Linked DNA regions of Homo sapiens: all the other regions are linked to region 4. Evidence: chromatin contacts called from ENCODE Hi-C or POLR2A ChIA-PET data. All regions are on one chromosome and are shown on one strand. The core of a region is the stretch at or near the end of the contact, and the rest is flanking DNA. Distances in the headings are between cores, read along the strand shown. Region 1 overlaps CYFIP1 (cytoplasmic FMR1 interacting protein 1). Region 2 holds the start of NIPA1 (NIPA magnesium transporter 1). Region 3 holds the start of NIPA2 (NIPA magnesium transporter 2). Region 4 holds the start of TUBGCP5 (tubulin gamma complex component 5).

What was found. A loop is a pair of places that touch in the nucleus more often than their neighbours do. ChIA-PET counts read pairs that join two places held with the same protein, here RNA polymerase II (POLR2A). Pooled maps may share reads with other maps.
Region 1: a loop to region 4 is called in a map of Caco-2, with 4 times the contacts of the local background. The contact joins the enhancer-like site here to the promoter of TUBGCP5 in region 4. A Hi-C loop is called at or near these places in 1 of 168 maps with a recorded cell type or tissue (Caco-2) and 1 of 50 pooled maps. POLR2A ChIA-PET finds 5 or more read pairs at or near these places in 3 of 52 experiments (A549, Caco-2 and WTC11).
Region 2: a loop to region 4 is called in a map of CD8-positive, alpha-beta T cell, with 12 times the contacts of the local background. The contact joins the promoter of NIPA1 here to the promoter of TUBGCP5 in region 4. A Hi-C loop is called at or near these places in 8 of 168 maps with a recorded cell type or tissue (B cell, CD8-positive, alpha-beta T cell, HepG2 and 4 more), 9 of 37 single-sample maps with no recorded cell type and 21 of 50 pooled maps. POLR2A ChIA-PET finds 5 or more read pairs at or near these places in 9 of 52 experiments (A673, AG04450, CD4-positive, alpha-beta T cell and 5 more).
Region 3: a map of PC-9 shows a loop between it and region 4 (31-fold over the local background). The contact joins the promoter of NIPA2 here to the promoter of TUBGCP5 in region 4. A Hi-C loop is called at or near these places in 21 of 168 maps with a recorded cell type or tissue (B cell, CD14-positive monocyte, CD4-positive, alpha-beta memory T cell and 13 more), 13 of 37 single-sample maps with no recorded cell type and 33 of 50 pooled maps. POLR2A ChIA-PET finds 5 or more read pairs at or near these places in 18 of 52 experiments (A549, A673, BJ and 14 more).

Annotation. Positions count from the first base shown.
Region 1 is chr15:22,894,255-22,896,954 of GRCh38, reverse strand. All of the region lies in intron 22 of CYFIP1 (cytoplasmic FMR1 interacting protein 1), which reads left to right. Among named protein-coding and RNA genes, the nearest start is that of NIPA2, 57 kb to the right of the region's middle. RefSeq lists enhancers at 1,094-1,203, 1,394-1,483. Within about 2 kb of position 1,319, at least 4 of the 41 ENCODE cell types and tissues checked have a DNase peak (open chromatin) inside an H3K27ac peak, as active enhancers do.
Region 2 is chr15:22,785,232-22,787,931 of GRCh38, reverse strand. NIPA1 (NIPA magnesium transporter 1) reads right to left here and starts at 1,288. Exons shown (of 5, transcript NM_144599.5): 1 at 1,098-1,288. The coding sequence starts at 1,275. RefSeq lists an enhancer at 241-350 and silencers at 701-830, 841-990, 1,061-1,420, 1,383-1,616.
Region 3 is chr15:22,837,229-22,839,928 of GRCh38, reverse strand. It overlaps NIPA2 (NIPA magnesium transporter 2), which reads right to left and starts at 1,263. Exons shown (of 8, transcript NM_030922.7): 1 at 1,008-1,263; 2 at 139-274. RefSeq lists an enhancer at 1,137-1,366.
Region 4 is chr15:23,038,190-23,040,889 of GRCh38, reverse strand. It overlaps TUBGCP5 (tubulin gamma complex component 5), which reads left to right and starts at 1,321. Exons shown (of 23, transcript NM_052903.6): 1 at 1,321-1,492. The coding sequence starts at 1,347.

The sequences.
Region 1 (2,700 bases), core at 70-2,569, 140 kb after region 4:
GATTACAGCCGTGAGCCACCTCGCCCGGCCAACACTCTTTAAAAGACAGTAACAAAGTCAAGACATGCAACATGGCACTGAAATGCCCAGTGCCCAATCAAGAATTACTAGATATGCCAAGAACCAGGAAAATGTGACCCATAGCCCAGAGAAAAATCACTCTGTACAAAACAGACGCAGAAATGACAGAGATGATGGAATTCGCAGACAAGGATGTTAAGGCAGCGACTATGCATGTGCTCAAGGATTCAGGGAAAACAATGCAGAGATAAATGGGTGTTATATAAATAATCCAGTGAATTAAAGCTGAAATGCAGTATCTAGAATGAAAAATTACTTGTTGGGCCGAATATCAGAGTAGACTTTGCGGGAGTTGAGTGAGTTTGAGATTATAACAGTGGAAACTAGCTGAACTGAAGCACCAAAAGAAAAAAATGATGAAAAAAACGAGAAGGGCCTCAGCAAACTGAGACAAACATCAGCGATTCTAATATGCCTGTGATTGGAATCCTAGTAAGAGGTTGTCGGGGGGCAGAAAAGATTTCAAAATTAATGCCCTTGAATTTCCCAGATTTGATGAAAACGATAAACCCACAGATACAAGAAGCTCAATAAACCTCAAGCAGGATCGACACAAAGGAAAAGAGCCACTGTTGGGCCTAGCACTGACCAGGTCAAAATAAGGCTGGAGCTGAACCTCAGTGTACCCGAGGCAACGTGCAGTGGGGGCTTAGGATATTGGTGCTGAAACTTAGTTTTCCTCTTAGGGGATTGCAGTGACATTGTCAAACTGCAGAGTCTGAGGGCACAGTCCTCCACAAGACTGCCTTTGCTGCAGACACCAGCCACACATTTGGGGTCCCTGGGGCCACCCTCACTTCTAACCAGCAGGTTACAGTTCAGGATCCACCCTCCCCAGCTCTTCAGGTGACACATTCGCAGTACTCACTGGGCGTGCCCTAATACGATTATAGTCAATTGGAGGAAAGGATGCTTGTTGGAAGGATGTGCAGGGCAAAGTCTGGGAGGTTTCCATGTGCAAAGCTTTCCCTGTCCTCAGGGACGCATCACCCTCCGAGCTCTGAGGTGGGACGCTCCTCAGGGTACTGCCAGCCAGGGGCGCTCACTTGGGCTGTGGTGTTCAGTTTTTATTGGGGCTTCGTTGCATGGGCACAGTTGACTGAATCACTGGCCACGTAGCTGAGCTCAGCCTCCAGCCCTTCACCTCCCAGGAAGTCAGCTGAGTTCACCAGGCACACAGCCCCAGGCCTCTAACCCCATGCTGTCTTTCTGGTGTGGCCAGCCCCATGTTGAGTCATCTTGCTAGCATAAAGTCAGGTGTGGCCCCGTGATACCAGTCATTCCTGTCACTCAGAAATGAGGGTGTAGAGACTGCCTCCTAGAACTGGGCCAGAGGCCACCAAATCCTACCCAGGAGTCAATCAGTATCTAAACTTGATAAATCAAGAAGAAGTTGTAGAAATGTATTATTTAGAAATATAGAGGCCGAGCGTAGTGGCTCACACCTGTAATACCGGCACTTTGGGAGGCCAAGGCAGGCAGATTGTTTGAGCCCAGGAGTTCGAGACCAGCCTGGCCAACGTGGCAAGACCCTGTCTCTACAAAAAATACAAAAATTAAGGCCAAGCACAATGGCTTACGCCTGTAATCCCAGCACTTTGGGAGGCCGAGGCAGACAGATCACGAGGTCAGGAGATCGAGACCATCCTGGCTAACACAGTGAAACCCCATCTCTACTAAAAATACAAAAAGTTAGCTGGGCTTGGTGGCGGGCGCCTGTAGTCCCAGCTACTTGGGAGGCTGAGGCAGGAGAATGGCCTGAACCTGGGAGGCGGAGCTTACAGTGAGCCAAGATCACGCCACTGCACTCCAGCCTGGGCGACAGAGCAAGACTCTGTCTAAAAAAAAAAAAAAAAATTAGCCAGGCATGGTGACCTGTAGTCCCAGATACTCATGAGGCTGAGGTGGGAGGATGACTTGAGTCCAGGAGGTTGAGGCTGCAGTTAGTCAAGATCACACCACTGCACTCCAGTGTGGGTGACAAAAAAAAAAAAAATATATATATATATAAAATATATAATATATACATATAGACTATAAATGTATATATATAATTATATAGAATAAATACATGTATTATGTTATGTATCATATATATGTATTTTGATTAAAATTTTAAATAATATTATAAAGAGTAATTGCATTACTTCAACAGTTCTGTATCTGAGTTATATCATAGACAAAATAAATTAAGGCCTGCTTTCTAAATTTAACCATCATTTTAAACATTCTAAGCAGGGAAAACATTGTGTTCTAAGCAGACATAGTAGTAAAGCCTCCTCTAGGCCGGGCGTGGTGGCTCATGCCTGTAATCCCAGCACTTCGGGAGGCCAAGGTGGGCGGATCACTTGAAGTCAGGAGTTCAAGACCAGCCTGACCAAAATGGAGAAACCCTGTCTCTACTAAAAATACAAAATTAGCCAAGCGTTGGTGGCACATGCCTGTAATCCCAGCTACTCGGGAGGCTGAGGCAGGAGAATCGTTTGAATCCGGAAGGCGGAGGTTGTGGTGAGCCAAGATCACACCACAGCACTCCAGCCTGGGCATCAAGAGCAAAACTCCATCTCAGAAAAAAAAAAAAAAAAAAAAAAAAAAGAAAAGTCTGCTGTAATATAAGTG
Region 2 (2,700 bases), core at 39-2,538, 250 kb after region 4:
ACTTTAAAGCTAAATTCCTTAAATTATCCATGATTTTATATTTTCATTCGAGACTGTCGGGCCCTTTATCTCTTCTCTGAAGCCAACGCCTGGCTCACTCAGAGAAAGTTTCACCTGCATTCCGCCATGTAAATTACGAGTTCACTTTCTCTCACAACCCAAGAGTCGGGGGCCACATCCTTCCCAGAGAGCTCTTAATATTCTTCTTCTAAGAGTATGGCCAAGAACCACAAGACTTTCTCAGTCCCTCTGGAAGCAATGGAAACGGACTGTTTCACAGCCTGCCATATCCTGCATTGGCAAACCGGTCCCGTCCGGGGCCTCCCAGCACAAACGACACTGACAGAGAGCTCTACCCCGCAGAGCACTACGGAGTGCGGTGCTGCGGCACATCCACCTGGGAAGTGGCCTTGGCCCGTCCAGGGCTTGGTTTTGGATCTGCCGCGCGTGTTCTCCAAACTGAAGATCACTTGTATTCATTTGGTGCAGGTCTAAGGCGCAGCGGGCTCCGTAAGAGCACCCCAGGAACGCACAGCCCTGAGAGCCCGCCCGGGTCTTCCTTTTGCACCAGCGAGGCCCCTGCGGGGGACTGGAAATCCCAGGTCTTGCTCTACCGAGCGTACCCTAGGAGCGGGCCGCGCATCGGCTGAAGCGGCGCTTCCAGGCGGGCGCTGGGCTCGAGCACCCCAGCACCGCGTCCGCAGGAGGCTCCCGGCCGCGGGTTGCGGGCCACGGCGAGGGCTGCCGGGCGGCGCGGGGCAGGTCTTGGACCGAGGGAAAAAGTCAGCCGGGGAAGCCCGCACACCAAAGCAAGCCGCTCCAGCCGCTGAGAACGGAGAAAAGCCGTGGCGTCGGCGAAGCGCCGGACGCTCAGGACGCACCTGTGATTCCTGGGCCGCTCCCGGGCCCGAGCGCCAGGACGCGGCGGCAGCCTGGGCACGCCGCGGGGAGCACCCGCCCGCGCAGCCTTCCCCCAACCTGGGCCCGGGCCCCGACCCCGTCCCCTGCCCCGACCCGGGCGCCCCCACCTGCGACCGCCTTCTCCGCCGCCCGCCTCCCCCACCCGCCCGCCGCCTGCCGCCTGCCGCCCGCCCTACCTCGCCGCTTGGCACGCACGATGCCCTTCTTCTGTAGCACGAACGTGGACCCGTTCACCAGGCTCGACACGACGGCCACGCCCAGGCCGAGCGACACGGCGGCGGGGCTCGGGCTACGCGCCCCCTCCCCGGCCGCCGCCGCCGCCGCCGCCGCCGCTGCCGCAGCTGCAGTCCCCATTCCGCCCGCGCCCGCCCTCCGAGCCTGCGCCTGCGCGCCGCGCCCCGCGGGGCGGGATGGGGGGTGACCGGGAGGCGCGGGCGGGGGAGGGGAGGGGGACGGGTGGGGGAGGAGCAGGAAGAGGGGCGGGGGCGGGACGGGGGTGCCAGGGACCGGCGCCTTAGGCTGCGGGGACAGCAGTGGCGCCGGACGCGGCGGCAGTGAGGGGCCGGTGAGGCGCTGGGTGGGGCGGGGGTTCCCGGATTTCGCAAATGGAAATGCAGGACTCCTGGTTAAGTTTCCAGCGCGGAGAAACACGCATACTTTCTGAGTGGTGTCCTCTGCAATATCCGGGCAGCGGAGCGCGGCAGGACGCACCGGCGGGCAGCGGTCCCCGAAGAGCCTCCAGCGGAGGCCGGCCCAACTCACCGGAGCGCGAAGCCCGGCGCGCCGCTGCAGAGATCGAAGGAGAGCCCTGGCGCTGGGCGTTTCTCTTCCGCCCTTGGCGCTAGAGTCAGCTACATGGGGCTCTGGGCTTGTGATCCCATAGTCTAGTTTCCTCGTTTTAATAAACTACAACAAGCCGGGCGCGGTGGCTCACGCCTGTAATCCCAGCACTTCGGGAGGCCGAGGCGGGTGGATCACAAGGTCAGGAGATCGAGACCATCCTGGCTAACACAGTGAAACCCCGTCTCTACTAAAAATACAAAAAATTAGCTGGGCGTCGTGGCGGAGGCCTGTAGTCCCAGCTACTCGGGAGGCTGAGCCAGGAGAAGGGTGTGAACCCGGGAGGCAGAGCTTGCAGTGAGCGGAGATCACACAACTGCACTCGAGCCTGGGCGACAGAGCGAGACTCCGTCTCAAAAAAAAAAAAAAAAAGAAACAACAACAAAATTACAAGCTTGAAAAATAGGAAAAAGTTATTTTATTTTTTTTGGAAAAAAATATTTTTTAAAGTGACTCAATTCCACAACCCTCACCTAATTATTAGTATTTTAGGTGTTTTCCCATAATGTATACATACTTTTACATGTTTCCAATTACAATATACGAAATTTCCTTTTTATTTAATATATATCAGTTTCTGTATCGGTACATAAATATGATTATTCTAATGACAGTATAATAATTTGTCTAACCATTCAGCCATTGTTGGGTGTTAGGTAGCTACCAGGTTGGTTTGTTTTTTTGAGACAGAGTCTCGCTCTGTCGCCCAGGCTGGAGTGCAATGGCGCGATCTCGGCTCACTGCAACCTTCCGCCTCCCGGATTCAAGCGATTCTCGGCCTCAGCCTCCGAGTATCTAGAATTACAGGCGTCCGCCACCACGCCCGGGTTAATTTTTGTATTTTGAGTAGAGACGCGGTTTCACCATCTTGGCAAGGCTGGTCTTGAACTCCTGACCTCAGGTGATCCGTCCGCTCTACCTCCCAAAGTGCTGGGATTA
Region 3 (2,700 bases), core at 14-2,513, 200 kb after region 4:
GTTAGATTTAATTTTTTCCAACCTCTCACTTGGCTAATAATTTTTCAAAGCAGTACTGTACTTATAAATATTACAGAACCTAAATCTCCAACCCTAACTATGCAACAATATTAGTTATAAATTACAATTTTAACTTACATGTAAGTTTAATATGGTCTCTCTTATGAAAAAAAGGCTGGGAGAGGTTAGAGATGACTTATTCACTCTCATTTCCTCGTAAATACCACCCTTTATTCTCATTTAAAGTCTTAAACCCTGGCCGAGTAGCTCCAGCCTAGAAAGAAGAAAACACAGAAGTAGGCAAAAGACTTAAAGTTACTAAGTACGTTTTATAATTTGGTTACTAGCCTTCATACTCATTTTGCCAACCAATCAACATAAAACCTACTCAATCGAGCACAACTACTGCTTCGACAGGCAGCTTACTGGAATGGAAACTCTCGACTCTGATATTTCCTCTTACTAAAAAAAGTATTAACCGGGCACATGGCTATACACAGGATTTCTAGAAACAGAACTTAACATGCAGTCCTGTATTAAATGAACTAACAACCTAGAAAAGAAATTAAGGAGGCACAAACACCAAACTAAACACACAGTTTTGAGCAATTGTATAGAGAGGGAAATAGGATTCCGTGATTTTATAAAAGGAAATTAAAACAGTCAGGCTCAAAACGTCACAGCAGACTTCTAAGGCTTGTTTAACTGTCAGTTATGATCCCCGCAGCAGCTGAAGCCACCTTCTAAAACTCACCAAGACAAATGAAATTATTTTAATGAACTTAATGAACATGCGTCCCCGACATGGCCAACGAGCCAGGCTTCCGTGGGACTGAACGGCAATCCGATTCACGGTGGGTTTCCTCACTGAGGATTACAGGAAAACCGCTTCAGAACACCCGGAAAGGAAAGTTGCCCGAAGAACCCTTCTCCGACACAAGGCGGGCTGGCTCGCCACCAAGTCAGCCCCTTCGCGCTTGCCTGAAAGGAAGGAGTGGCGACCTCACCCTAGTCGGCCGGCCGGCCGCGCGGCTTCCCCTCGCCGGCGCAGCCTTGGGCACCGCGGCTCACACCCCCACACAGGCCGCCCAGTCCTGCGCTCGCACGGCCACCGCCTTCGTCGCCGTCCAGTGGGAGATGCGAGCATTCGGGGCTGAAGCCGTTCGCACCGCCTCCTCCATGGAGAAGCGCCGAGGAAAACCTGCCAAGGACAACCTCCGGCACCGCCGTCACCACCGCTGCCGGGACCTAGGGCCGGCGCCGGAAAACCTAGGCGCGGCTAAATGACGCAAGAGGCCTCGCGCGCACGCGCAGTGCCGCACCACGTACACCCCGCCCCCGGGGCTCTCTCCCGCCGGGTTCCGGTTCCTTTACAAGGCCCCAGTCGGCTGAGCGCGGAGGGCGGGGCGCGTAGAGTGTGGGGACGGGGGCGGGGCGCAGGATCCAGGCGGGACCTGGCGAGGGACGAAGCTGGAAGCGTAGTTAAGCAGTACAGTATGCTGCCAGGTGGCGTTGGCCGATCAGTTCAAAATCAAACTCCGGCGTGGCCCTTATTTAAAACGAGGATTCCGGGCCCGGCGCTGTGGCTCACGCCTGTAATCCCAGCACTTTGGGAGACCAAGGCGGGCGGATCCCGAGGTCAGCAGATCGAGACCATCCTGGCTAACACGGTGAAACCCCGCCCCTACTAAAAATACAAAAAATTAGCCGGGCGTGGTGGCGGGTGCTTGTAGTCCCAGCTACTCGGGACACTGAGGCAGGAGAAGGGCGCGAACCCGGGAGGCGGAGCTTGCAGTGATCGGAGATCCCGCCACTGCACTCCAGCCTGGGCGACAGAGCGAGACTCCGTCTCAAAAAAAAATAGAATAAATGAGGGTTCCGGCCGGGCGCGGTGGCTCACACCTGTAATCACAGCACTTTGGGAGGCCGAGGCGGGCAGATCACGAGGTCAGGAGTTCGAGACCAACGTGACCAACATGGGGAAACCGCATCTCTACTAAAAATACAAAAATTAGCTGGACGTGTTGGTGCGCGCCAGTAATCTCAGCTACTCCAGAGGCTGAGGCAGGGGAATCGCTTGAACTCGGGAGGCGGAGGTTGCAGTGAGCCGAGATCAGCCACTGCACTCCACCTGGGCGACAGAGCGAGACTCCTTCTCAAAAATAAATAAATAAATAAAATAAAATGAGGGTTCCCAGGGGCAGTCACAGTGTGAAGCTGCATTTAATTGGTGTCCCCGGGCGATGCCAAAGGGGAACAGAGCTCCCAAGAGGGCAAGAAGCGGGGGAAAGGGTGGGTCCAAAGCTGGGGGCGGGACGGGGCGGGGCCGAAATAGCTGTGGTAGTTCGACGACCGCTGGGCCCTTCCTTACTGACCCGGTCGCGGAATAGATGTGAGGTTGACGTTTGGTGAAAGCCCGCCTCGAGACACTGAGAGCAGATTGATTGAATGATTGATTTTGAGACAGAGTCTCGCTCTGTCGCCAGACTGGAGTGCAGTGGCACGATCTCGGCTCACTGCAAACTCCGCCTCCCCGGTTCAAGCGATTCTCCTGCCTCAGCCTCCCGAATAGCTGGGACTGTAGGCGCGCGCCGCCACGCCCGGCTAATTTTTTTTTTTTTTTAAGACGGAGTCTTTCTTGTCACCCAGGCTGGAGCGCAGTGACACGATCTCGGCTCACTGCAACCTCTGCCTCCTGGG
Region 4 (2,700 bases), core at 72-2,571:
ATGATACCCCCCAGCACCTCTGGCCAGGTGAGGTTATGATGTCCCCCCAGCACCCCTGGTCAGGTGGGGTTATGAAATCCCCCCCAGCACCTCTGGCCAGGTGACATTTATGAAGTCACCCCCAGCACCTCTGGCCAGGTGGGGTTACGAAGTTCCCCCCGCCCCCCAGCACCTCCGGCCAGGTGGGGTTATGATGGCCCCACAGCACCTCTGGCCAGGTGGGGTTATGATGGCCCCCCAGCATCTCTGGCCAGGTGGGATTATGATACCCCCTAGCACCTCTGGCCAGGTGAGGTTATGATGTCCCCCCAGCACCTCTGGCCAGGTGGGGTTATGAAGTTCCCCCCGCCCCCCGGCACCTCCGGCCAGCTGGGGTTATGATGTCCCCCCAGAATCTCTGGCCAGGTGGGATTATGATATCCCCCTAGCACCTCTGGCCAGGTGAGGTTAAGATGTCCCCCCAGCACCTCTGGCCAGGTTGGGTTATGATGGCCCCACAGCACCTCTGGCCAGGTGGGATTATGATACCCCCTAGCACCTCTGAGCAGGTGAGGTTATGATGTCCCCCCAGCACCTCTGTCCAGGTGTGGTTATGAAGTCCTCCCGGCACCTCTGGCTAGGTGTGGTTATGAAGTCCCCCCAGCACCTCTGGCTAGGTGGGGTTATGAAATCTCCCCCACCACCTCTGGCCAGGTGACATTTATGAAGTTCCCCCCCTCAGCACCTCTGGCCAGGTGGGGTCATGAAGTCCCCCAAGCCGCCCCTGAGGAACAGGCGAGGCAAGGGCCAGCAGGCACTACTAGCGGGTCGGGACAGCTGCTTCGCTGATGCTGGTTGTGTAGCATGGATGTGTGTAGCGTGACTGTGTTGTGTGGATGGGGCACGGAAATCCGCAGAGACCATCACTGGAGGGAGAAGCTGCAGGGCCGGGAGGGTTCAGCAGGTAAGCAGTTCAGGGTTCCTGGAAAGGCGGGTCCCAATGCATTTGCTGACCGGGCACCTAACGGGCTGCTCTCAAAATCACTGACTGTCACCGAGGCCGGCCAGAGACCCTTATGTATCTGATTCACGATGACACCAGCTAACTCTGAGTACAGTAGAAAACGTACCGTCGGGCAACCAGAAAATGCGCACTCCAGTCCCCACCACGGGACAGCGCCAGGCAGTACCCTCCACAGCCGGAGCTCGAACTGTCGCGAGAATAGCGGTCGGCTTGGAAGTCGCCCGGCGCGGGAGCGCGAACTCTCGCGAGAATGCCGCCAGCTCCGGAGGCGACTGCGGCAGGAGCCCGAGCTCTCGCGCGACAGGCACCAATTCGTTAGACGCGCGCTGCAGGAGCGCGGAACATGGCGCGGCACGGGCCACCGTGGAGTCGGTTGGACGCGCAGCAGGAGCGCGACGTGCGGGAGCTCGTCCGGGGTGTCGCCGGCCTCCAGGACGAGGCAGACCCCAACTTCCAGCTCGCCCTAAACTTCGCCTGGTCCAACTTCAGGTGTGGGGCACGGCGCGCGGGCGGGTTCCCGGCCACAGCCCGGAGCCCGCGCGTGGGTCCCGCACAGCCCGGGGTCGGGGCGCGCTGGGGCAGGGCATGGGGCGGAGGCGGGCGCGGCCTCAGGGAGCCTTCGCAGGCCCTGCCACCGCCTGCTCCCCGCCGGCCAGCGCTCTCGGCGCGGTGCCCTGCGCACCACAGGGCGTGTTACCCGGGACGCGTCCTGATCGTCACGGGGAAAGCGTGAACTGGGTTTCTTGCCGGCCGGCGCGCGCGCCTGCAACCCCAGCGCTCTGGGAGGCCCAGGCGGGACTCCAGGCCAGCTTGGGCAACGTAGCAACTCCATGTTTATAATTTTTTTTTTTTTTAAATTAAAGAGATTGTATTCTCACTGACTCCTGCTCCCTGGTCAGCCCAGTGTAAGATCTCTCACCCTGCTCTCCTTTTTCCAAAACGCGTGTCATGACACTGATTTAACCTGTCATTACTGTCTCCTCCACTTCCACTCCAGCTAGAATGCTGCATCTCTGCACAGCTCCTGGCACGTAGCACGCTGAGTCACCTAATACAATTTCTAATGCAGTTTCTCTTGTAACTAATTTTTAAAGACTTACAGAATTTAGATATTTACGTAAAGTGAGATCTCCTATTTTTCTTTATGGGAGATGTAAATTAATACTTTTAGAGTCATTACCCATAATGAAATTATTACTAAAAAAATGTTAATGTTAATATTCTACCTGTTTAATTTCAGTAAAAATCTTCTTGAATAATGAACAGTTTTTCAAAATCCGTAATCTTAGTTACCTTAATGATCATAGCCATAAAGTGTCTAGTTGGCTTATAATAGGAATACGGGGCTTTCAGATTCTTTTAAACCATGCCAAGTTTCTGAAGTAATAAACTGAATTCTTAAGTGTAACTTATAAAAATAAACAATGTGTGAAATAGGTTATACAATACAGAAACTTAAATGCTGAAATCCAAGTTATTTTTCTACTAATATTTCTAAATGACAGTAGGCAGATTGTCATCATTTTAGAGCTGGGAGAGACGTTGGAGGTTACTATTTTCATTCACAGATTTCAGGAACTAAATTATAATAGGTAAAGTGGTGTTCCATTCACCCATTTACTGGCCTAGAATCATGTGTTTTTCAGTAGTGTAATTTTATTTAAGTACAGATTGCTCGCTTTGATACTAAAAAATGG